Regions from separate parts of the Homo sapiens genome. Here all the other regions are linked to region 1. Evidence: chromatin loops called from intact Hi-C (ENCODE). Cell type or tissue: gastrocnemius medialis. All regions are shown on one strand.

Region 1 (8,000 bases):
AAAAGCAGAGGTATGACTGGGCATAACAATATGGGAGGTATCTGTGTGGAGGTGGGTCTGATACAATTGCCATGGATCAGACTCCTCGAGACAGAACATAGAGTAATAAGGCCTAGGACTGAGCATTGACAAATTCTAACACTTAATGGCTAGACAGAGGAGGATGAGCCTGCAAATGATATTTTGAGGAAGCGGTGAGAGAGGCAGAAAGAGAATCAGGTTGTCGTTAATTTTTAAATTATTAAGACAGCTCTTAAATTATGAAAAACAAGAGAGAGTTTGAGAATTCAGGGAGTGTCCATCAGGCATCGAAAGCTGCCGAGAAGTTAAACCGATGAGGACTGAAACATATCCACTGGATTTAGTGACAAAGATCTCATCGGAAACCTGGCAAAATAAATTTAATGGAGTGGGAGGTGAAAGCCAGACTGAAGTGGGTTGAGGTGTGAGTAGGGCATAAAGAATTAGAAACACAGAGTGTAGACAATATTTTGGAGGAGTTTTGTTGTGAAGGGGAGGAGTATGGTGTAGTGGCTGAGCTGAGGGAGAGAGAGGAGGATTTTAATAAAAACAGGTTAGCATTTTTTAAAGATGGGTGACTTCTGGTTCAGATGGCACAGAGAATTCACATTCACTATACTCCTGCTCCAAGAGAGACCAACTCTGGATAAAACGTTTTAAAAGAACAACAAAAAGATATATTTAGAATCAAAAGTAATAGGTGATAAAACATAAGTTAAAGAAAAACCCAAAATGGCACCAGGACTGAAGTCACAAGCCTGTTGTCCTCTAGGTCTGGAAGCAGATTATTTTGGTCAGCAGTTTAGCTCATGCAGAGTTAAGAGAATAAAACATGTGCCATAGGAGACAGCGGCCAGATCGAGGCACATTTTTTGAAGACAAGGATGTTCAAATTTAAAAAGAAGCTAAAAATTGCTTCCAATCTGCCTCCTGGGTTATGGATTTATAAGAAGCTGTGTGAAGGTCAAATACTGCATGTTCTCACTTATAAATGGTAGCTAAGCAATGGGTACATATGGACATACAGAGTGTAATAACAGACACTGGAGACTATGAAAAGTGGAGGGATGGGAGGGGGTGTTGAAAAAGTACCTATTAGGTACAATGTTCACTATTTGGGTGATGGGTACACTAGAAGCCCAGACTTCACCACTATGTTATATATGCATATAAGAAACTTGTACTTGTACCCCTAAATATATAAAACTAAATAAATTTTTAAAAGAAGCTATGGAATTTGGGAACCAAAAATCAAATATGTGGCCTCATGACCAAGAACTGAGCTATGCCATTCATGGGGTCAATGTCTGAATCTCCTATCTTCAGTGTCATAACAATAGAGAAGGCACACTGTAATGCCTGCTCCTGGGCTAAGGATCCAGTGGACAGCTAAGACAATGCAAAATTAGCAGGCTGAAACAGATGCGAAAGAAGGAGAGGATAAAAACCTCTCATTCAAAATAAGCCAATATGCCTGTAAACAAAATTCAAAACACATAAATTGAATATTAAGAAAGACAGGTAACAAAATAATCAGAGATGAGTTCACTTCAGATGAGGTGAATTTTATGGAATAGTCTGAGAAAGACTTTAAATATACTGGCCCATGATCTGAAATCCCCAAACTCTGAAAAGGAAATAGGTTTTGTAACTGTTTTGGTGGCAAACCTAACCTAACCAATAATCATTTGCTGGCAAAGTCTGAACTAAACTGATATAAGTCTATGTATATAGTCAGTTAGTGTCTCCCTAGGTGTGCCTATTCATGCTTTTCACTGGAGAAATATTAACCTGTTTGATTATAGGGTATTATCCCAGACCTCACTGGAGATGTTATCTTTTTTCAAATCTTAAAAATTTTGAATTCTGAAATACACCTGGCTCCAAGGCCTTTAGGATACTAAAAAAGCTAAATGAAGAAGTAACTTCCACTTAAAAGTACATGAAGTTTTGAAACAAAAACTGGCAGAAAAGACAAGAAAAAATAAATATGATAAAGAGCCAATTGAAAAGTTTTAAAAGTATAAATTAAACTGAATCAATAAGCTGGATAATTTCTAGACCAGAGATAGTGAAATAAAATATTTCCGTATTGTAAAAGAGCCTTGAGGTCCTGCTGACTAGCTCTGTGCTATAGCTCTGGGTTAAATCAGAGGTTAGAACCTCCTAGATGAGTCATCAGCATCACTTCCTGGTGGTTGCCCCTTCTCAACGGTACCTCTTGTTGTCTAGGGAACACACACACACAAATACACACACACATACATATACCTGTATATGTACGTGTATGTGCATTTTATGTATATATGTATGTATGTACACCTATATACATGTATGTGTGTATGTGTGTATACACACATAGCATGTGTAGGGAGGGATACAGCAAACTTAGTATTAGAATGAAGTAGAGGGAAGATCATTTAGGTTTTTTATGCATATCTATATTGTTTTACTTGTTACAAGTAAATATTATTTCGTAGCATGAAAATTCAAATAAAATGAAGACTTTACTTAAGAAATATACTTAAAAACCTTTAACTGCTACCTTCAAAATGTTAGAAATGTAGTTTACAAAAATGTACACATCTAAAAGTTCAGTTACAATTAACTCCACATATATTTTCATCCCACAAATTTAATCCCCCAAATGAATATTTTCCTCAAAAGGACAAAACAGAGAATGTTACAGAGAGCAAAGAATAAAAATATAGTGGAGGAAGTCTTTCAGTGTCTTCATTTTGAAGTGTTGTGTATTCTTATTGTTATGGTTGATATCCTATAGCTCTAACTCGAATCTGAAATCAGTATGATCTTAAATTTGGTTCTGAAGTTCGAAGAACTCCTGGAAGAAAAGTAATACCAAGACCTGTAGTAACCTGTCCTCCAAGCCATGAGGTAGGTGCCAGGGGATGTAGAAGTTCCGGATTCTGAGCTCAAGGAATTCAGCTGCTACAAATTGCTTAGCCTAAGGGGTTGAACAGTCAGTGAGTGTGGTATCCTTTTAGGGTAAGCTGTGTCATTTCTGGACGCTTACTAGATTGAGTCTCATCTGTCTTTTAAGAGAAATCTTGCCCTGAATCATGTAGAACAGGATGCCCCCTTCTAAGTCCAGATAACCAAAAAGAAAGGATTCTATAGATGCCCACATCCCCTGCCATGTCTAGAAAGTGCTCAAAGAACAACCTGAACATGGCTCCATGTAGCGTACCATCCAGCCCCACCCTAAATCAGATAGTTCAGCAAATGTTGATAAACACCTCTGAGAAATTCTTCCAGGTTCCCCTGAATTTGAGAAGCAACTGTGGCCAAGTATTTTTAGCAGATACAGATGGGGAGGTAGTAATAACTTTGATAATAAATAAAAGGCTGGCCCACCTCTCTCCCGCTGAGGTCCACCATGACAGGGTGTGCAGGTGTGGGCTGCCTCACTGCCACGGGTCTTGGCTCCCCATCAAGCAGGAAGTGTCTGGCCTCACAAGCCAGGGTACAGGGGAATCTGGTCACTGGCAAATGCTGGTAGAGTAAGCAACTTCAACAACAGCAACAACAATGGAATCAATAGTTACAACTGAGAACATCAAACGGAATATCAAAGTACATCCCCAAAGACTCTCAGTCATTCAGTTCACTCATTCATTCATCATCCTTCAATAAACTCTTATTAAGTGTCTGCTACAAGAATTAAGCAATAAATTTTCATCTGCATGGGGAAGAGAAGAAACAAAGGTCCACAAACCTGGCTTCTATTTTAAGCTCTTCCTCCCACCAGATGTATGACTGACCTTGAGGGCATTGACTTGGGCATGCATCAACATTCCCACATGCTGGAGGGTGGTAGCCACTCCTAAGCCAGCTATGGTGTGCAAAGTGCTTTGTGAATCTTACTTGAAGAACACAAGTAAGACATAGAGGAAGATAACAACTAATTATCCAGAGCATCATGCTGTCGTTGTGATCCTGAGACACCTCATGAAAGCTTGCATTAAAGGCTCCTAATTTAGAGGACCCCAATGATGCGGCTGCACCTTCTGCCCCACACTGACTTTTCTTGGGGAGGTCCTGCGTAGGCACATGGTTCTGTGACTGGCAGCTGCAGTACAGAGGCTTCATAGTAGTCCCTGGGGAGCAGCACCAGGTAATCCTAGAAAATAAAGACCAAAAGGAGAATCATTCATTTTGATGGTAGCCCTACTTTGGATAGAAAATAATCAAACATACTAGTTAAATCAATAATAACCAGGTGAAGTCGCTAGTTAAACTCTCCATATCAACTGCTTTGTTCTTCATCCCGACTCACCGAAACACAAAGAACCACTCATCAAAGATTCTTTATGTATCAGAGAGAAACTTGTCAGTGTGAACAGTTTTATTCTTCAAGTTTCAAGAGAGATTTTACTGTCTCTCCTTGGTTGTTTATAAATTCACAAATTAACAAAGATAATAAATTGTCAACTGATGAAATGTTCTGTGGAAATGCTGGTTGCCTTCAGCAGTACAGAACACTGAATGTGGATCACTTTCTACTCCCACACCCGAGTAACGCTCAACTGGCACGGTATAAAAAGCAATGCCTTGTGATCTTGGTGATTCACAGAATGGAACTGGCCTACTGCCTGTCCCAAGAAACGAGAGGAAGAACATGTTCCACTGAGTGTGCCAAACAAAGCCCACAACGTAAATTCAGCTAAGCAGCTCTTCAGGAAAGAGCAGAGCTGCAGGCTTCTGGGAGGTGAATGATTGACAGCCCCTAGCCGTCCTGACAGCAGCACATATCTGCAGAGGGAAGAGGGGAGGGCAAAGAGCTCATACACAGACCACAAAGCTTTTTCTCTCCTCAGACAGAAATGTATAGGAGGGGAAAAGTAAGAGATTGTGGCTGAGGGGACTCAGTAGGTTTAAATTTTAAAAGGGTTACTGTTCTACTAGTAAGTTTGCTGAGTTTGGGACCATGTCTCCTCTCTCCTCATGACTTTATAGTCTCACAGATAATAGAATAGTAAAGGTTGATCATAGGCACCCTTATGATGCCTAATGATAATGTCATTAGGCATCTTCCATGCCTAAACAGTAACTTTTATAATGAACTTCTACTTTCCGTGAGTCCAACTTTGTACCCGTTACTAGTATCAATGGAATTTTCCTCTGCCTCATTTCTACCATCTGTGAAACATTCTTGAACTTTTTTTTTTTTAAGCAATAAAGCTTCCTACTAAGAAGATGCAAGAAGAGCAGAGACCTTCTGATGTTCCTTTGTTGTCTTGAATGGAAAGAACAATCCCTCATGTTATCCTTGTAAGATCCCAATTTGGAAGGACCTATTAAGATAAGTATTGTCCCTGTTGTATGGAAGAAGCAACTGGCAGGACTGGAAGAGACAGGATTGGAATTAAGCGACTTTCCTAAGATTTGCTAACATGGCCAATAAACAGGGTTGTGCCTGAAGGAAAAGCTTTATGTTTTCCACTTGAGAGCATGAAATCAAGCTTTTCCCAAGGACTCTATTTTGAAAAGACCTTGCCATGAAGCAAAGCAGGCCTTAAAGCACATAGCAAAGAGGGCTGTCTCAGAGAACAGGTTTCATCCTTCCAACTCCCCATGGCTTCTCTGGCTATTCTATTAGGTGTTTGCAGACAAAGCCTTTCCTGAACAAAGAGTTCTCTGTTGTAGGCAATCTGTTTGGTGGGAATAAACCTGCTTTAGGTTTAACACAGAAGAAAGCAGAAAGAGTGTCATGGAGAAGCAGTGGCTCCTGTAGCCTCTTGCTTCTCTTTCCACCCCCAAGAACTTTACTGAAATCCATATCTGCTTGTCTTCTAGGTTATTCTTCCTTGGTTCTACACAATCTCCAGACAGTGTAGACAATAACCAGGTGAAGTTGCTAGTTCTTATGATGTGAGGCAATGAGTGCTAAAGTCTATACTTCTGACTCATGCTGGAAAATCCCATACAAGCTTTGGAAGGGTGAAGCCACATACTCATGAAGGCTTCGCATTTGTTCTGATAATTAAGAGTCTTTAGGAGACCTTTTTTATCTTTTATTTTTTTTGTCCAAGAGAAGCTAGCTGAAAGGATACAAAAGATACTTCAAGTTGATTCCTATGTCATTTGAGGGTGAATGTCACCACAGTTTCCTTAGGTTGGGGCTGAATTGTTCCTGTGTCTAAAACCACCAATGATTGTGATATTTTATGGTCGCTGTGGATTGTAGTCTTGGATGGAACCACTTCTGAGGTAGGAAGAATCCCGCAGGAGCTCTCCATTCAGAACTAAGTCTTACCAGAAGGACTCCTTCTGCCTTAATACAAGCAACCCATATTCCTGGTGTGATTGAAAATGGGTCTGCAAAACCATTTCCAGGGACAGTGACAAAGGCTGGCTCCTTACTCGGCAGGAAGATGATCTCTTTGCTTTGAGCAGCACCTATCAGAAATACAAAGAACTGCTTAAGGCATTTTTCTATCAGTCAGTGTTATGATTTTAGATATTCAGTTTTGAACATTCAGTTTACATCTCAAAAAGTTTAAGATGATATGTACTGATCAGATTTACTGATCTTATCTTTAAAAATTGTACTATGCAAATACATATGTATAAAATAGGCTAGAAAGATACTGATAAGACATCAGCAATGGCTATCTACACTGGGATTATGAATAATTGTTTAACTTATTAAATAAGTATATTAATACTTGTAAACAGTTTAGGAAAGTGCCTTGCATATAGTAAGTATTCAATATATTACATTAGCTACTAAATTATTTTTTCCTTTCTTGTTTATATGTGAGTTTTTTTTAAAGCCAGGGTCCCACTATGTTGCCCAGGCTGGAGTGCAGTGGTTATTCACAGATGCCATCATAGCTCATGACAGCCTCAAACTCCTGAGCTCCAGCAATCCTCCCACTTCAGCCTCCCAAGTAGCTGGGACTACAGCATATGTGATTTTTAAGTTTTAATTTTTATTAATGAACATGCATAAGAAAAAGTTTTACACTTCCGTTTGTTTGTTTTCAGGAAAAAATATGTTTTCTTCTGCATTAAACAAAGAGAGGACCTTCTACAAGAGGTTCAGAAAGAAATAAACTATTGCATCTAAGTTCAATTGAGACTTTTTCTTTCAAAGAATTATCTTCTCCAAATCTTTGGGTTCACTCTTGTTCTACATACATTGATGGGGGCCTACTATGTGCCAGGCTTGGAACTAAGTTCTGGTGACAAGGCAGTAAACACAGTAAGCATGGCCTTTGCTCCCTGCTGGTGAGGACCAGAGAGGAATAAGGACTAGAAGACAGGAAAATGTGGTACAGTTTGGACAGTGGTATTTGGGAGGAGGCACCAGTTACCATGGGACATAACATAACTAGGGCTCCCAACTCAGACTTAGGGGAAAGGTGTCCCGGAGGACAAGGAAACGAAGCAAAATGTATTCCAACTATTTGAGTTAACAGAGAACAAACTGCTGCTGTTATTGTCACGCAGGAGGCAGAGGGGCCTGTTAAGAGTTTGGAATCTGAAGACTTTGTCTACAAACATCCAGCTGTGGCTGGCAATTTACTAAACCTCTCAGCTCTGTTTTCTCTTCAACTCTCCTCAGTTTGCCAAGTTCTTATGATGTGAGGCAATGGGTGCTAAATTACTCTGTGAATGATGAAGTAAGCCTGCTAGTTCATTCAATGGGTTAATCAACCTCCAGCCACGCAAGTTGGGTTGACACAACTCGGAAATGACATCATTTCTTCCCCCATTCTGAATGAACCGTGGATGCTTAACAAAGATGGCGTACATTTTGATCCTAAATTAGATTTCCATTGGTGCCATTTTGTGTCCTTGTAAAATTCCAAATGCTTCTTGGAATCTGTTTCCAGGACAGGTAGAAGCCCTAATACCTTGAAGAACAGACCTGCGGGCCTTCTCTCTGCCTGTGGCGAGGCTGTGCTCTCTTCTCTTGTCCCTCTGCCCTCAGGAATTCCTCATCCCTGAGT
Region 2 (8,000 bases), 250 kb before region 1:
ATTATCAAAAAAGTCATTCATGTTAAATGCAAAATGTAAAGACCTCCCAATTCATGTATATCTGAGGAGTACTGTGTGGCTTAAGCACACCTTATCAGAATTGCTTTATTTGGTTTATGAAACTGGGGTTTATCCACTGCCCCAACCACAGTGAAGTAGCAGTAAAAAAGTTACAGCACAGCAGAAGGTACAAATCTCTTATCTTTAAAGCCACCTCCACTATTTTCTGTTAGGCCAATTTTTCTTAACAGAGCCCTCTTAGGAACACATACCACAAAGACGACTTGAAGTATAAGAGGTAAGACATGGGATTTACCACCTCCCTCCACCACTGGCCCCTGTCAGGACCCTACTGTTGACCACTCCTCCTAGGAATATTTTTACCTTCAGATGAGTAGGAAGGGCTAGGGGAGGTCAACTTACATAGGACTATCTGAGTGCATCATCATCTCATTTTTGAAGAAAGGATTTTCTGTAGGGAATTTTCTGTAAAATAAAGTTCTCTCATAACTATAAGAGAGCTTATCCACTTGGCAATGTTATTAATATGATACCAACTCTGACCCTCATGTACAAATGGACAACATGAACTGTCAGACTTCCAGGCCCTTTAGAACAGTAGGAAAAGAGGTTTTCAGAACGGCATTTTTAAAATTTCAGAAAATATATGAAATAAAATAAAATCTGATTTACAAAAACCCAATCCCGGAATTGAGAGTGATCTAAGAATAGATGTGTAGAAAAGAGTTGATGCAGCAGGCCTGACTGCTATCCTTCAATAGAACTGCTAAAAAGGTTGGCCCTTGGCTGGAATGGAAGCTTGGATTCTGGGAAAGTTCTTACCATTTCCAGGACTGATAAGAGTGGCTCACTGTGTGCACCTAAACTGTCTGCACAAATAATATGATGTACATTGAACACTGATTTTTCTTCTGGGAGTCCGGAATTTGTCTATGTGCCTACATGATCGGCCCCCAATAAAAACTCTGGCATTAAGTCTCTAATGAGATTTCCTGGTTAGTGACATTTCATTTGTGCTGTCGTAACTCGTTGCTGGAGCAAATTAGCACATCCTGTGTGACTCCCTGCAGAGCAAAGCCTTGGAAGCTTGTGCCTGGTCTCCCCTGGACTCCGCCACCCCATGTGCTTTTTCCCTTTGCTGATTTTCCTTTGTATCTAAGGAACACAAACGAACTACAAAACATAATCTAAGCCCTCCAAATATCCACAATAAAATTAGGAAAGAAAACCAATACAAATGAAAAAATAAGACTGCAACGTAATTTAGCTGTAAGAAGTCATAGCTAAAAATATGACTGTAAGATGAGTCTTGAATGTAAGTCATCAAACCTGGAGGTGGTCTTGGGGACCCCCAATCTATGGTATCAAGCTATTATTTTACTTAAATGCATCAATTTTCTGACAAATGATGAACATATCACCCAGGGGATCACATTTAAAAACAACTATCCTACAACTTCTGGGTGATTAATGTCCTATAGTCTACCTCCACTAAAAAGAATGCTATAGGGTAGAATGAACAAGTAAAACAAATTAATCTACAAAGTTTTTTTAGTAACTTTAAAATAATAAAAGTAATACATTTGAAACAATTTCTTTTCATTCGTTCTACTTAACAAGAATATTTACTGTACAAACACCACATTTCAAGCACTGTTCTGGGTGAATCGAAGTGAAATAAGACAGAGATCCTTCCTTTAAGAGGCTCAATGACTTTTTCCCCTCCTAAAGGGAAGCACTGTAGGAAAAGAAAGCCTGGAGAAAACCTTGAAGCTTCTTTTATACTAACAAAGTGGATTTTTAAGTGTCTGGATTGATCCAGCATGTCCACAAACAAGAAAGATGATGCTCAGTTACAATCCAAAAAGCCAAAGGTTTAACAGAAAAGCAGAAAAAAATAGAAACTAGAATATATATTCTTGAGAGCACAGAGGCAATTGGAATCTAATTGAAAACAAATAATCACTGGCTGCAGATTTTAAACAAATCTGTAAAACCCTAAAAATATCGATTGGCTATTGACTGTTTCTATTATGTGCCTGGCACTGTGCTTGCCACCTGAGGAACGCCAAAGAACTATAAAACATTGTCCAATCCCGCCTAATGCCCACAATAAAATTAGAAAAGAAAATAAACAAAGGAAAAAATAAGCATGCAACTTAACATACATATTTAAATGCTCTATTGGGTCACATACAGAAAGAGTGAAAACAAACAACGCTGAGATGATGAGTGAATTGTTCTTTTTTATCTCCTTTTTCTGTCACTAAATAGTTTTCCATGTAGTAAACACATAAATAAATTAGAGAGTGCAAAATAGTTACTGCAGGATTTCGGAAGAACACTTTACTCCTACCCATTCTTAACTGGAAATTTGGAGGGATAAATTTAACTCCATTTTATCCTGTATTTTCCAGGCTACCTCAGCTTTATTAAAGGAAGTGAAGCTTGCACTAAGGGAAAGGGAACACCCCAGGAGAGAGCAGCAGGAATGCCAGTAGGAAGGAGCAGATGGGCGAGCGGCTTGGAGGCAGAGTGAAGCAGGGGACACACCGGGACAAAAGGGTGCAAGCCCAACAGAGGAGTGAACACCTGCTCCCGGAGAAACGGCATCTCTCAACGTGACGTCGAAGGGACCAGGATTATAGACATGAATGCTAACAATTCTGACCTCAGGTGAGGAGCTACAGAAATGGATGGTAGAACTGGAAACAAACGTTAAGAATCCATCCAATCCTGAGTACGTGGAACTAAATCAATAAAACACAACAGAAACCTCCACGGTGAAAACCCCACTCTTCTAGAATAAGAATACAATGAATTCAATCCGTCTTTAATTTTGTGCCTAAGATGGGTGCCAATGTCTGAAGGCACATGTTAAAGTCTATGGTAACAAGCTGTAAGGTCCTTAATTTGAGCCAAGGAAACAGAACCCAACGTTTTTGACTGAGTCAAAGATGATAAACTGATGTATGTCAAAACAAACTTAATGCTCATGTCGAGAGAGGCCATGTTGCTTTTACTACATTCTGCGTCCAACTTGGCACTGAAACAGGTTCTCGGGACTTGCCCTACTCTCCATCCCACACTCTGTAAAGCAAAAATTCCAGCCACAGCCAGGCCAAGCAGGAGGAGGCAGAGGCTGGGGGAGAATGCAGCACCGAGAACAGGACGCTCTGCACTGTGGCTCCTACAGGGGCCGCTCCAGCAGCTCCATGAGAGGACACAGCAGCTGAGTGCATGTCTTCCCAACAAGCAGAGAACACGCTATTTAAGAGCCATACACCCTGCACAGCCTTTCATCTGGCTGCTCTGAAAGGTCAAGTATGAATCATTCAGCTGTCGTTATCGCTGTGTCTGTGGAGGGAGGTGGAGACAGCAGAAAAACCACAGAGCAGGCCGGGCGCGGTGGCTCATGCCTGTAATCCCAGCACTTTTGGAGGCTGAGGCAGGCAGATCACTTGAGGTCAGGAGTTCAAAACCAGCCTGGCCAACATGGTGAAACCCTGTCTCTACTAAAAAATACAAAAAAATTAGCCGGGCTTGGTGGCAGGTGCCTGTAGTTCCAGCTACTCAGGAGGCTGAGGCAGGAGAATAGCATGAAACCAGGAGGTGGAGGTTGTAGTGACCCAAGATTGTGCCACTGCACTCCAGCCTGGGCAACAGACAATCTGTCCCACCTTATGAGGACCAGGCAACAACTAGCTGAGAGATGGAGGGGGCGAGAGGAAACCCTGCCCCATACGGGGACAGAAGTCTTCCCTGGGAAAGGGCAAGAGCTGCTTGCAAAATGGGAATATCAAGTTACATGAAATTGATCTTGGATAAATTTTGTAATTTTTCAGGGGGACTGTATCTGGTGCAAGCATCTATTAAAGCCTGTCTGTCCAACTGTCCCGGAAGGAGGCTGGTTAACCCATGGCAATTCAGGCTTGCCTTTCTTGTGTCTCAAATAATAGAGGTTTTTTTTTTGTTTTTTTTTTTTTTTTTTTGAGACAAGGTCTCACTTGGATTGCTCAGGCTGCAGTGCAGTGGCACTATCTCACCTTACTGCAGCCCCGACCTCCCAAGCTCAGGTGATTCTTCCACCTCAGCCTCCTGAGTAGCTGGGACTACAGGCACACGCCACCAAGCCTGGCTGATTTTTTGTATTTTTAGTAGAGATGGGTTTTGCCATGTTGCCCAGGCTGGTCTCAAACTCCTAGACTCAAGCAATCCACCCACTTCGGCCTCCCAAAGTGCTAGGAGCCACCGTGCACAGGTGTGAGCCACTGTTCCTGGCCCAAGACTTTGAAGGACAAAAGATGATTTAGTTTTCACCAGTCAGCCCACTGCCTCGTTATCTTCAACCTTCACCAACAGACTTTTTTTTTTTTAATTATACTTTAAGTTCTAGCGTACATGTGCACAATGTGCAGGTTTGTTACGTATGTATACATGTGCCATGTTGGTGTGCTGCACCCATTAACTTGTCATTTACATTAGGTATTTCTCTTAATGCCAACCCTCCCCACTCCCCCCACCCCACGACAGGCCCCGGTGTGTGATGTTCCCCACCCTGTGTCCAAGTGTTCTCATTGTTCAATTCTAACCTATAAGTGAGAACATGCGTGTTTAGTTTTCTGTCCTTACAATAGTTTGCTCAGAATGATGGTTTCCAGCTTCATCCATGTCCCTACAAAGGACATGAACTCATCCTTTTTTATGGCTGCATAGTATTCCATGGTGTATATGTGCCACATTTTCTTTATCCAGTCTATCATTGATGGATATTTGGGTTGGTTCCAAGTCTTTGCTATTGTGAATAGTGCCGCAATAAACATACATGTGCATGTGTCTTTATAGCAGCATGATTTATAATCCTCTGGGTATATACCCAGTAATGAGATGGCTAGGTCAAATGGTATTTCTAGTTCTAGATCCCTGAGGAGTCGCCACACTGTCTTCCACAATGGTTGAACTAGTTTACCGTCCCACCAACAGTGTAAAAGTGTTCCTATTTCTCCACATCCTCTCCAGCACCTGTTGTTTCCTGACTTTTTAACGATCACCATTCTAACTTATGTGAGATGGTATCTCATTGTGATTTTGATCTGCATTTCTCTGATGGCCGGTGATGATGAGCATTTTTTCATGTGTCACCAACAGACTTCTAATAGGCTCACTTCTCCAATCCCAATATCTTCCTGAATGGCATTACCTTTCCTCCATTTCCTCCCTTTAATTATGCCTGAGGTTGCAAATTTGTGAATTTTTGCAATCAGATCTTGGCAATGACCTTGAACCGTAGGATATAAATAACTCCCACATGCTTAGCGTTCCAATAATGGAACACTAGGCATGAATGGATTTTAGTATCCACCCACCATGTTCTAGGCAAAAACGTCCTACCAGGTTCTAAGGACACAGAGAAGGAAACGGACCTTCATGCTTTATAAACCTCCTCAGGGATAAGGGATCCTTGATCTTCCCAAAGATTCAGAAACACTTGTTCCCTATTCAACCTCTATAACTAACTTATATGTCTATGGCTGAAGTATCCTGCTGAATTAGAATTTATTTACTTACTTATTTGTTCCTACTGCCAAACCATGAGTTCTCCCAGGGCATGAAGTGCATCTCATTCATCTCAAGACTACCAGCACCTATCATCTCACAGCATGTGGGCACATAGGAAATGCTCAACATATGTGGGGAAGAGGTAAAACAGCAGGTAGATTGCACAGTCCCTGCCCTCAAGGGGTATGTAGCCTAATACTTTAGGCAGACATGTAAATAAATATGAGTATTGCTATGTGATACCTGCAGTAAATGGTGATGTACAGGGTATAAGTAATAGCACAACAAAGGCCAGATTGGCTGGGCATGGTGGCTCACACCTGTAATCCCCACACTTTGGGAGGACAAGGCGGAAGGATTGCTTGAGCCCAGGAGTTCAAGACCTGCCTGGGCAGCATAGTGAGACCCCTATCTCTACAAAAAATTTTTAAAAAATTAGCCAGGTGTGGTGGTACATGCCTGTAGTCCCAGCTACTCAGGAGGCTGAGGCAAGAGGATCACTTGAACCTGGGACCTCAAGGCTGAAGTGAGCTATGATCTCCAGCCTGGATGACAGAGTGAGACCTTGCCTCTTAAAAAAAAAAAGAACCAGGATTGATATGAGGAGGGAATGCTGTACAAAGGAGGAAGGCCTGGGTTGCACTTGATTAAGCATAAGAGAAAGATAAAGGGGGTAGGGGTGTTCCACACTGAGAGGGCAAGGTGAATAAAAGCTCGAGGCAGCAGCGGGTATTCAGGGAGTGTGAGAATCTCAGCTCAGCTAGATGAGGTAGTGGAAGGGCAGGTGGCTGGGAAAGAGGCAGGGTCTTACATGCCCCGCACAAAAGGAATTCAGACCTTCCCTTGCAGGTGAGGCCCACCAGCTAAGTGTTTAAAGCATGGGTTTAAGCAGTTCTGGAAAGATACTCTAGCAGCAATGGAGAGTGTGGCCCAGAGGGAAGCAAGAGGCAGTGTGGCTACTATTCTAGCCCAGGGCTAGTTCCCCAGGGTACAGGGAGCACCTGAGGGAGAAGGTCCCAAGGAACCTGGGTTTCTGGGCCACTTGGAAGGTGATAGCACAAGTAACCAAACTAAGGTGGGAGCACGTGGACAGCACCAGGATTTCAGTTAGAAAATGAGAAAACCATGGCTCAGGCCCTGGTTCTGTCATCACCAACAAGCTGCATAAATCATTCAACTGCAACTGTCTCACCTGTCAAGTAAGGAAAACAATCTCATCTGAGGAAAACTAGAGTATATATGTTGCCAAGAATACAAAGGTGAGAAAGACATGGGCCCTCTCTTCAAATCCAAAAGGAAATAAAGGAAATTTATAATCAAACAAGGTGGCAAGTGCCATAAAATATGTTTTAAAAATAATTTATCACAAAAGTAATATATTCTTGCTGCAATAAAAGACACTTGGATAATAGAGTTAAAAAGATATAAAGTAGTATGGGAAATTAAAGAGATGATGGAGTAATTCATTATAAGGAAGTTTAAATGAGATAAACACAAGCTTTTTTAAAAGTAAGAAGCATTGACCGGGCACGGTGGCCCATGCCTGCAATCCCAGCACTTTGGGAGACCAAGGCGGATGGATCACTTAAGGGCAGGAGTTCGAGACCAGCCTGGCCAACATGGTGAAACCCTGTCTCTACTAAAAATACCAAAAATTAGCCAGGAGTGGTGGCATGCACCTGTAATCCTAGCTACTTGGGAGGCTAACGTACGAGAATCACTTGAACCCGGGAGGCAGTGGTTGTGCTGTGAGCCGAGATTGTGCCACTGCACTCCAGCCTGCATGACAGAGTGAGAAACTGTCTTTAAAAAAAAAAAAAAAGCATGAATCATTAAAAAGTTCACATTGGCTCATCCCTACCAGAGCTCTGGCCTGTGTGTGTGCCCCTGGCCCCTCAGTGCTGCCCCGCTCCAAGGGTGGGGAGGGCCACCCATAACAAACATCTCCAACAAGGAGCTTTGTTTTTTTTTTTTCCCCAAGAAAATTATCCATGTAAAATGTTTTCTAAGAAACATGGATCCCAACAATGAAGTAAACAAATTATTTGTAGCTTAATAACCCACTGGGTGTCTCAAAGGCAAATAGAGCACATTGTTGGTTGTGTTTGTTTGAAACAAATACTGAGCTATTCACAAAGCAAATAACCACTACATAAGTTTATGACAAGCTGAGGCTTTCATGCCTATGAGAATTTCACTTCAATGTCAATATCACATTCAATAAATCATAGGACTTCAGGAAGAAGCAAGAATGCTGTCAAATACTATGATGAACAGGATTAAGTAACAATAATATCAAACTATTAGAAGAATAGGCAAAGGCTGTAAAGATAATTTGTGAAAGAAATATAGTTTATGGATAAAATACAAAAGCATATTCAATCTCACTAATACCCCCCAAAAATGCACACCAGTCTAAA
Region 3 (8,000 bases), 91 kb before region 1:
CCAGTCTCATTATTCGGGATTTAAATCTGTTTTATTCTGTTGACTATACTGTTAATATGGAAAAGTTAACTTTTTGTGTTTGTTTGTTGGTGGAATTAAAAATGGCAGACCAGATTTTTTTTGGTCACAATCATAACCACTAACAAAGGCTTTAAATCTCGTTTTAAAAAAATCATCTTACCTTTCCCTGATTGCAATTGGAATTCCTCCCAGATAATATGTGCTGAAATCAAATACTTCACCATCAATTATAGTGTTTTGAACGTCCACATTTATCCACATACGCTTTTGGAGTTTTCCAATTTTGATCTGAATCTGAAATAAATGAGAGATGAATCAGCAAGCCAGCGAAAATAAGAGAATCCTATTCACAGGGGTTCAGAACTATCATGTTTTTATTTATCTTCCCCCAGATTCATTTATATACATAGTAGGAAGGCTCTGAGCAGTAGCATTTTTGGATAAAAATATGATACTAAAACATTTTGATAGAAATGTTTGTATTTGAAGTTAACCGTGTTTTATAGATATCATGTATATGTTATACATTTCATGCCGAAATGTGCAAATTTTAAAAGGATATATCCCTCAGTTAACATCCATAAGTTTATCTGGTAATAGGAAGTTTTATTTATTTATTTGGGGGCACTGACTTAATTTTAAAGGACTAAGGACATTTAACGATTCAAGTAAACAGACTCAAAAGGTGTACCGAATGGTCTCTGCCGTTGTTTATGGCGTCTCCAACTCCTCTCTCTTTTGGTAGCTCTGAATTCAGTTTGTATCTCACCATGAGCTTGCCATCTTCTATATTTAGAGATATGAAGCGATCCTAGGACAGAGGAACAATGCAGATGACCAGAAGGCTTGGCTGAAGAAGAGGCAGAGCACTGGAACTCCCGTTACTCTCACAGACCCCCCTGCTCTCAGCTTCAGCTGCTGCCTCAGTGAAAAGGGATAATGGTGCTGCAACAGCAACCTCACGGGATGGGATGATGGTTCAATACTGTAAGTCACGTTAAATGTCACGCACAGTGGTTGGCCCACAGGACAGACACAATAAATGCTAGCTATGATCATGATTTTGTTTCATGCGATCCATAACTGGTGTATAAAGATGGAGACCGAAAAGATACAGATCATTAATATTATTTGAAAATATGAGTGCCTTTTAGAGAGAGGCGAGGTCTTATGCAGACCTCAGATACCTTCCACCATCTGTTTTCTGACTGATTCTTATGTCTCTGTCTCATTTGTTGGTTTATCCCCTTCTACCTTCCATGTCAGTGTTGGGGGTTCCTCGGGGATCCTACACAGGACTCCTTCCTCCCCACACCACTCCCTTTGCCTTGACAATCACAGGCTCTCCTGTAGCTCCAATCCAGGTGTACTGATGGGCCCCAAATTGTTCTCCCCAGCCTAGACCTGTCTTCAGGGCCAAGTCTGCACACGTGATTCCCTTGTTGTTATTGCTTTGCTTGCATGACTCACAGAGACCTCAAATTCAGAATATCTCACACAGAACGTATGACCTACATGCCTCCTACAGGCTGCCAAGCCTGCCTCTTCTTCCATTATACCAGGTGCATGCGCTCCCTGACTCCCAGCCTGCCCCCTGCATGCACGTGTGCAGGGCACACACATACATCACCATGCTTACCTTTCCCTTATTGCTGAGCAAGCCACAAACCTAGGAGTCATTTTTTTTCTTTCTCATCCCTTTATCATAACCTAGGAATCATTCTTGATCCTTCCTTCTCTCCCATCCAACATAATCTTGTAAATTCTGCCATTCTTAGCTCTCTCTTTATGTCATCCCACCTAGTCTCAGCCACAACATTTTTAGCCAGTCCCTGCAGCAACAACCCGCCGGTCTCCCCATGTACCCCCGAAAGTCCATTCCCCCCTACAGCCAGAGCAGTCTTTGAAAATGCCAGTGGGAGCCTGTGACTCTCCTCGGCTGTCAGGATGAAGCCCTGACCCCTACCAGATGCTGCGTGGCATCTGCCTCTCTCTCAGCACTGCCTCTGGCTCTCCAGCCCCGCAGCCACTGTTCCACTGAGTGCTCCCTGCCCTTCCCACCTCCAGGCCTTCTTCATGCCTCTCCCTCTGCCTGGATCCCCCGTCTTGCCTGTCCCCATGTCCTGTTCAAATGCTGTCCTCCTGATCTCAGAGGAAGCATTTCCTTTGCTCAAGTGTCTTTTATGTTGTACATCCTCATTTCACCCCCAAACTTTTCCTTGATACAGCTCTTCACAGTTGTGATGAAATAAACAACCTATTAACAGCATTCCTTTGCATATTCTTCCCCTCTAGATTATAAAATCCCGGAGGGCGGGAGCCATATCTGTCTTTGTCATTATTGCATCTCCATTACGGTGTGAAACATATACTTGAATCAGCTACTTCCCTAAGATAAGCTGAGCAATTTCTGACTTAGGGCTTGAAGGCTTTGCTTTTACACAGTTCCTTAATGATAAGAATGCCTCTCTTTGAGGTCCAGGGACCGAGTTCTTTTCTAAGAGGAAAATCAGTCCTTATCTGGATCCTAAACCTTGCCTTTGGGAGTCAGCTTAGGTTGATCAAACCATAAACAACAGAGTTACACCAATTTACTGAGAGTCATGAGCCATCCTACTTAAAGCAGATCTCTAGGTCATTTCTTATGTAATGGTATTATGTTAAGTTTTCTTATTATATGAGTAGTATTTCTGGTTCTTAGTCTCCAAGAACTTCAAATTATATACAAAGAAGACCTTGTTTTGTAAAACAACTGCCGTGTCCTGAAGATGCTGGATGACTTCTCTGCTCTATGTATCCTTCAGGCTGGCTGGGACCTTCCCAAACCATCAGAACTGGTCCAGCCTTGGAATCTCCTGAAGGGTCCAGACCAACCCCAGAGAGGAGAGTTGGACCGGGTCAGTGTCACCACCCTGCGGTAGAAGACTCTGGTAAAATCCCAAGCTCCTTATCAATCCCATGTTCTCGGACCACCAGAAAGCCTTTGGGCTCATCCACATTTCTTCAGAAATACTCCGTGAGAGCAACTACAGAAGCTCCTATTCACCGGAGGGTTCAACTCCAGGCCGGCTATAGGTATAAAGCAGCAAACATCACGCCAACTCTCCATCAACCAGCAGATGGCGCTGACGATCACTTGTAGAGTGTCACTTTGGACTTTTCTAACCTAATAGATTTTAGAGGGTCCCTAGGAATCTCAGCTACTTGAAAACAGAGAAGCTTCAGTGTCTTGAGAAGGCAAACATGCTGATAAAGACACAATCCCACACAGCCTGGTAAGAATCAGATCAAGACAGAAACAGCAGGAAGTCAGTCTAGATCTTAGAGATCCCAGGAAGTTTTCACATGTTTTGGGTCAGAATAAGTAGATTCTTAGGCAAGCAGTGGTTCTCAAATAACAAAACTGATAATGAGAATAGAACAGGAAAAGGGGAGATTTCTCCCACATTTTGGGGGGCATGTTCTCAAATTCCTGATTATTTGCCCTCATTAAAATAGACATCAATGGAACAGAATAGAGAGCCCAGAGATAAAGCCACACGCCTACAACCATCTGATCTTCGACAAAGTCAACAAAAACAAGCAATGGGGAAAGGACTCCCTATTCAATAAGTGATGCTGGGATAACTGGCTAGTCATATGCACAAGACTGAAACTGGACCCCTTCCTTTCACCATATGCAAAAATCAACTCAAGACTAATTAAAAACTTAAATGTAAAACCTAAAACTATAAAAAAAAACCCTTGAAGAAAACCTATTCTAGACATAGAAATGCCTAGAAATACCATTATAGAAATAGGCCTTTGCAAAGATTTCATGATAAAGACCCCAAAAGCAATTGCAACAAAAACAAAAATTGACAAATAGAACCTAATTAAAGAGCTTCTGCACAATGAAAGAAACTATCAACAGAGTAAACTATCAACAGAGTAAACAGACAACCCACAGAATGGAAGAAAATATTTACAAACTATGCATGTGAAAAAGGTCTAATATCCAGAATCTATCAGAACTTAAATAATTAACAAGCAAAAACCAAACAACCCCATTAAAAATGGACAAAGGACACAGACTTTTCAGAAGACATATATGCTGCCAGCAAGCATATGAAAAAATGCTCAATATCACTAATGATTAGAGAAATGCAAATCAAAACAATGAGATACCATCTCATACTGGTCAAAAAGGGAATTATGAAAAAGTCAAAAAATAATAGATGCTGGTGAGGTTGAAAGTGGAAAAAAGGGAATGATTGTACACTGCTGGCGGGAATGTAAATTAGTTCAATCACTGTGGAAAGCAGTTTGTCTATTTCTCAAATAACTTAAAACTACCATTTGATCCAGCAATCCCATTATTGGGTATACACCCAAAGGAATATAAATCGTTCTACCATAAAGACAAATGCACGCCAATGTTCCTTGCATCACTATTCACAACGGCAAAGACATGGAGTCAACCTAAATGCCCATAAATGGTAAACTGGATAAAGAAAATGAGGTACATATACACCATGGAATACTACACAGCCATAAAAAAGAACGAGATCATGTCCTTTGCAGCAACATGGATGAAGCTGGAGGCCATAATCCTAAACAAACGAACGTAGGAACAGAAAACCAAATACCACACGTTCTCACTTATAAGTGAGAGTTAAACATTGAGTACACATGGACGCAAAGAAGGGAACAACAGACCCTGGGGCCTACTTGAGGGTGGAAGTATTTTTAAGGACAGAAAAAATTACCTATTGAGTACTACATTTATTACCTGGGTGATAAAATAATCTGTGCACCAAACCCCTGTGACATGCGATTTACCTATATAACAAACCTGCACCTGCACCCCTGAAACTAAAAATGTTAAAAAAAAAAAAAAAGTACATTTCCCAGCCAACAGAAAGTACAACTGGGTGGAGGAAAAGGATGCAGGTAACATTTACACATTGTTTTCCAGATCTAGTGGGTCATTTATAACAACCCAGTTATCTCCAAATTGCTAAACAGAATGAATATATTTGGTTGTATCTGGATGCTTGTTATAGATTACCCCGTTTTCTGCAAAGAACAGCAAGCCTCTATCCACGGTGGTCTGAATTGTCTGTCCAAAGGTTGGGATGGGAGCATGTGGTTGAGTTGGAACTCGAGCATAGCCCGTACCTTCAAAATAATTTTTGTCTGACTCTTCCTTCCTCCTGTCAACATTAATCATCATAAATTAGAACACAGCAGCAAATGATCACCATGCCAGTGTGCTTATTAATACAAGATGTTGCTATCTGAAAAATGGAGCCAAGAAAATGCAATCTAGTTGTCATAATTTTGTTAAAGCAGAGGAGACATCTTTAAAATGTTAAGGCAGCCAGCTCTTTCTCCTGGATGTGCTCTCATACTCTGACAATCAAACCCTAGCTCGACAAAGATGAGTAAGATACCCTTTTGGAAATGTCTGCTTAGGAAGATGTGGTCTGCCAGCTGAAGATTTTGAAATGTAAGAGATTATTAACTTGCAATGTAATTTTATTCTGAATAATAAATATTTGGTCCACCTCATATTAGAATATACCATGTCCTTGTAATTGTAGGGAAGGTTAGGAGTTCAAGGCAGCAATTTTCAAAAAGATTGAGGTGGAAGAGTACCAAAAAAGTCATGGCACATTTTATGAACCACTTTTTCTTTTCTTTTCTTTTCTTTTTCTTTTTCTTTTCTTTTCTTTTTTTTTTTTTTTTTTTTTTTTTGGAGATGGAGTCTCACTCTGTCGCCCAGGCTGGAGTGCAGTGGCATGATCTTGGCTCATTGCAACCTTGACCTCCCGAGTTCAAGCGATTCCTGTGCCTCAGCCTTCCAAGAGGCTGGGACTACAGGCACACACCATCACACTCGGCTGATTTTTGTATTTTTAATAGAGATGGGGTTTCGCCATGTTGGCCAGGCTGGTCTCAAACTCCTGGCCCCAGGTGATCTGCCCACCTCAACCTCCCAAAGTGCTGGGATTACAGGCATGAGCCACTAAATCAGGCCTCTAGATCAGGTACCATCTAATATTAAATATTTTGTGGTAGGAGGCACAAAAATTTTCATAAAGACTTTTTTCAAGTGAGAAAACTATCTAGCATTTCATACAAATTAAGAAGAGACTACCATAATTAGATTTTAGGGCAGGACTGCCAGTGTTGCATGCACACATACTTGAAGAACTACTGGCCCAAAGCAACTAGCAACATCAATAGCATCTCACTGGCCCATCCTTTATCATATGTAAAAGTACTGCAAGTTACCAAAACTCCAGTTACAGAGTTTCTGGTTTCTACATTTTATTTACCTTCTACAAGGCTCCACTTCAGTTGTGTTGAGATTGAATGTTTTTTTGAAGTTGTACAAGCTCAGAACATTTTCATTGAGGTCATCTAATTCAATACAACCTTTGTATGGAGGGAAACTTAGTCGACTGGGAAGCTGAAAATGAAATAAAACATCTTCCACCAATTGAACAAAGGACAATAATCAAAATAGTATCAATTAATCACTTTTAACAGTCACTATGGCATAAGGGTTAATTAAGAATGTGAACCCTGGAACAAGATGCCCTGGCTTTGCTATTTACTAGCTGTATGACTGTGGGCAAGTTATTACACCTCGCTGTCTCTGTTTCCTCATCTGTAAAATGGGAATGATCATGATGCTTATTTAAATTAACATACTAAAGCTTAGAACAGTGCACAGAGGAAGCACTCAATAAGTGTTAGCTAGTATCTCTAGAATGTGCTGTAAGAATGTGCGGTTAAATCCATTTTATATGTAATTAACAATTAGAGACATGAGGTCATCACCATACCAAATTAAAATTTTAATATTTAATTCAGTGAAATAACATTTACACTTACTTTAAAATCAGGTGGGTAACCTCCAACATAAAATACAACATTTTCAGGATCCAAATTAAGGAGTGTATTGCTATTTCTACCATCCATGTCATAGACTCCGGGTGTTTCTGGTTTACTGGATGTGGCTCCTTTGGTGTAATTAAGCCTTGCAAACTGATAAATTCTGTTTAAAATGAATTTAGATAATAAAGTTAAACAAAAAATTTGAAGAATTCAAAGCCAAGCCACTAAAAATGGGGTTCAGCAACATGTATACATGGAAGTTTGGTGAGCACAGGTACAGTCAATCAGACTTGTACCTCTGAAATTTCACCCGATCCATAACTGCCTCCTTAGTCTCACTCTTGGTCAAGATCTGGTCCACTTGGAGTTCAGCCTCACGGTCCCCCAGGTTGTAGACACAGGTGAGCTGGCCATCCACAACTGCCATGCCGATGTAGTCCCGGGAGGCCTGGAGACAAAGGGCCACCTCAGAACACTTCACATTGTGGTTTCTCAAATTCCCATCCCAAGAGGATGAGGATGCATTTCAAATAACTAATGGGTTTTAGGCAATAAGCCTTGGAGAGACAGAATAAACAAGGTGCAATATTTTATAGAATAATATAGAATGCAGAATTAATAATGTGAGAGCTGTCTCTGCTCATGTTATAGGGCACTCATTTATTCATTCCTCCATTCACTCAATCTACAAATATGTGCCAAGCACCTACCATACAGAGGGCCCAGGTATAGACTCAGCCGTCCAACAGATTTTAGTCTGGTAAGGGAGATAAGCCATTTTGCTTCTCCCAGTACCACACAACATCCTCTTAACACTTTGTGCATGCCTCTGTTGTCACACCTCTATGTTATCATGGTTAGTTATATATGCATCTTTCTTCCCTGCTAGAATGTGAGCGCCTTAAGGTAGAAACAAAATGTTTTAAAATCACGGCATAATATCCATAAAACTTACCATTTTAACCATTTTAAGTGTGCATTGGCATTAAGTACATTCGAGAATAAATTTTTGTTTATCACAAAGCCAGAATGTGACACATAGTAGGTATATGGTATAAATTTGCTGAAGGAATAAAGTAATGTGCATTTTA

What was found. A loop is a pair of places that touch in the nucleus more often than their neighbours do. Peaks named below come from ENCODE experiments on the same cell type or tissue, not always from the same donor. Only the 100,000 strongest peaks of a DNase experiment are listed, where the experiment ranks them.
Region 2: it touches region 1 in a loop (3-fold over the local background); 4 of 110 quality-filtered maps call a loop at or near these places.
Region 3: it touches region 1 in a loop (3-fold over the local background); 63 of 110 quality-filtered maps call a loop at or near these places.

The regions. Positions count from the first base shown.
Region 1 is chr18:23,822,864-23,830,863 of GRCh38, reverse strand. LAMA3 (laminin subunit alpha 3) reads right to left here. Exons shown (of 75, transcript NM_198129.4): 21 at 6,299-6,441; 22 at 4,065-4,162; 23 at 3,397-3,550. Among named protein-coding and RNA genes, the nearest start is that of LAMA3, 140 kb to the right of the region's middle. In gastrocnemius medialis, no CTCF peak of the experiment used is centred here; a DNase peak (open chromatin) is centred at 4,633; H3K27ac peaks cover 1,716 bases.
Region 2 is chr18:24,071,698-24,079,697 of GRCh38, reverse strand. The region is part of intron 4 of TTC39C (tetratricopeptide repeat domain 39C); the gene reads right to left. Among named protein-coding and RNA genes, the nearest start is that of TTC39C-AS1, 60 kb to the right of the region's middle. RefSeq lists an enhancer at 3,159-3,453. In gastrocnemius medialis, a CTCF peak has its summit at 3,202; a DNase peak (open chromatin) is centred at 3,257; H3K27ac peaks cover 1,071 bases.
Region 3 is chr18:23,913,767-23,921,766 of GRCh38, reverse strand. It overlaps LAMA3 (laminin subunit alpha 3), which reads right to left. Exons shown (of 75, transcript NM_198129.4): 57 at 7,206-7,357; 58 at 6,907-7,069; 59 at 6,345-6,478; 60 at 5,072-5,216; 61 at 713-832; 62 at 182-315. Among named protein-coding and RNA genes, the nearest start is that of LINC02958, 65 kb to the left of the region's middle. In gastrocnemius medialis, a CTCF peak has its summit at 3,138 (motif pointing right); a DNase peak (open chromatin) is centred at 3,126.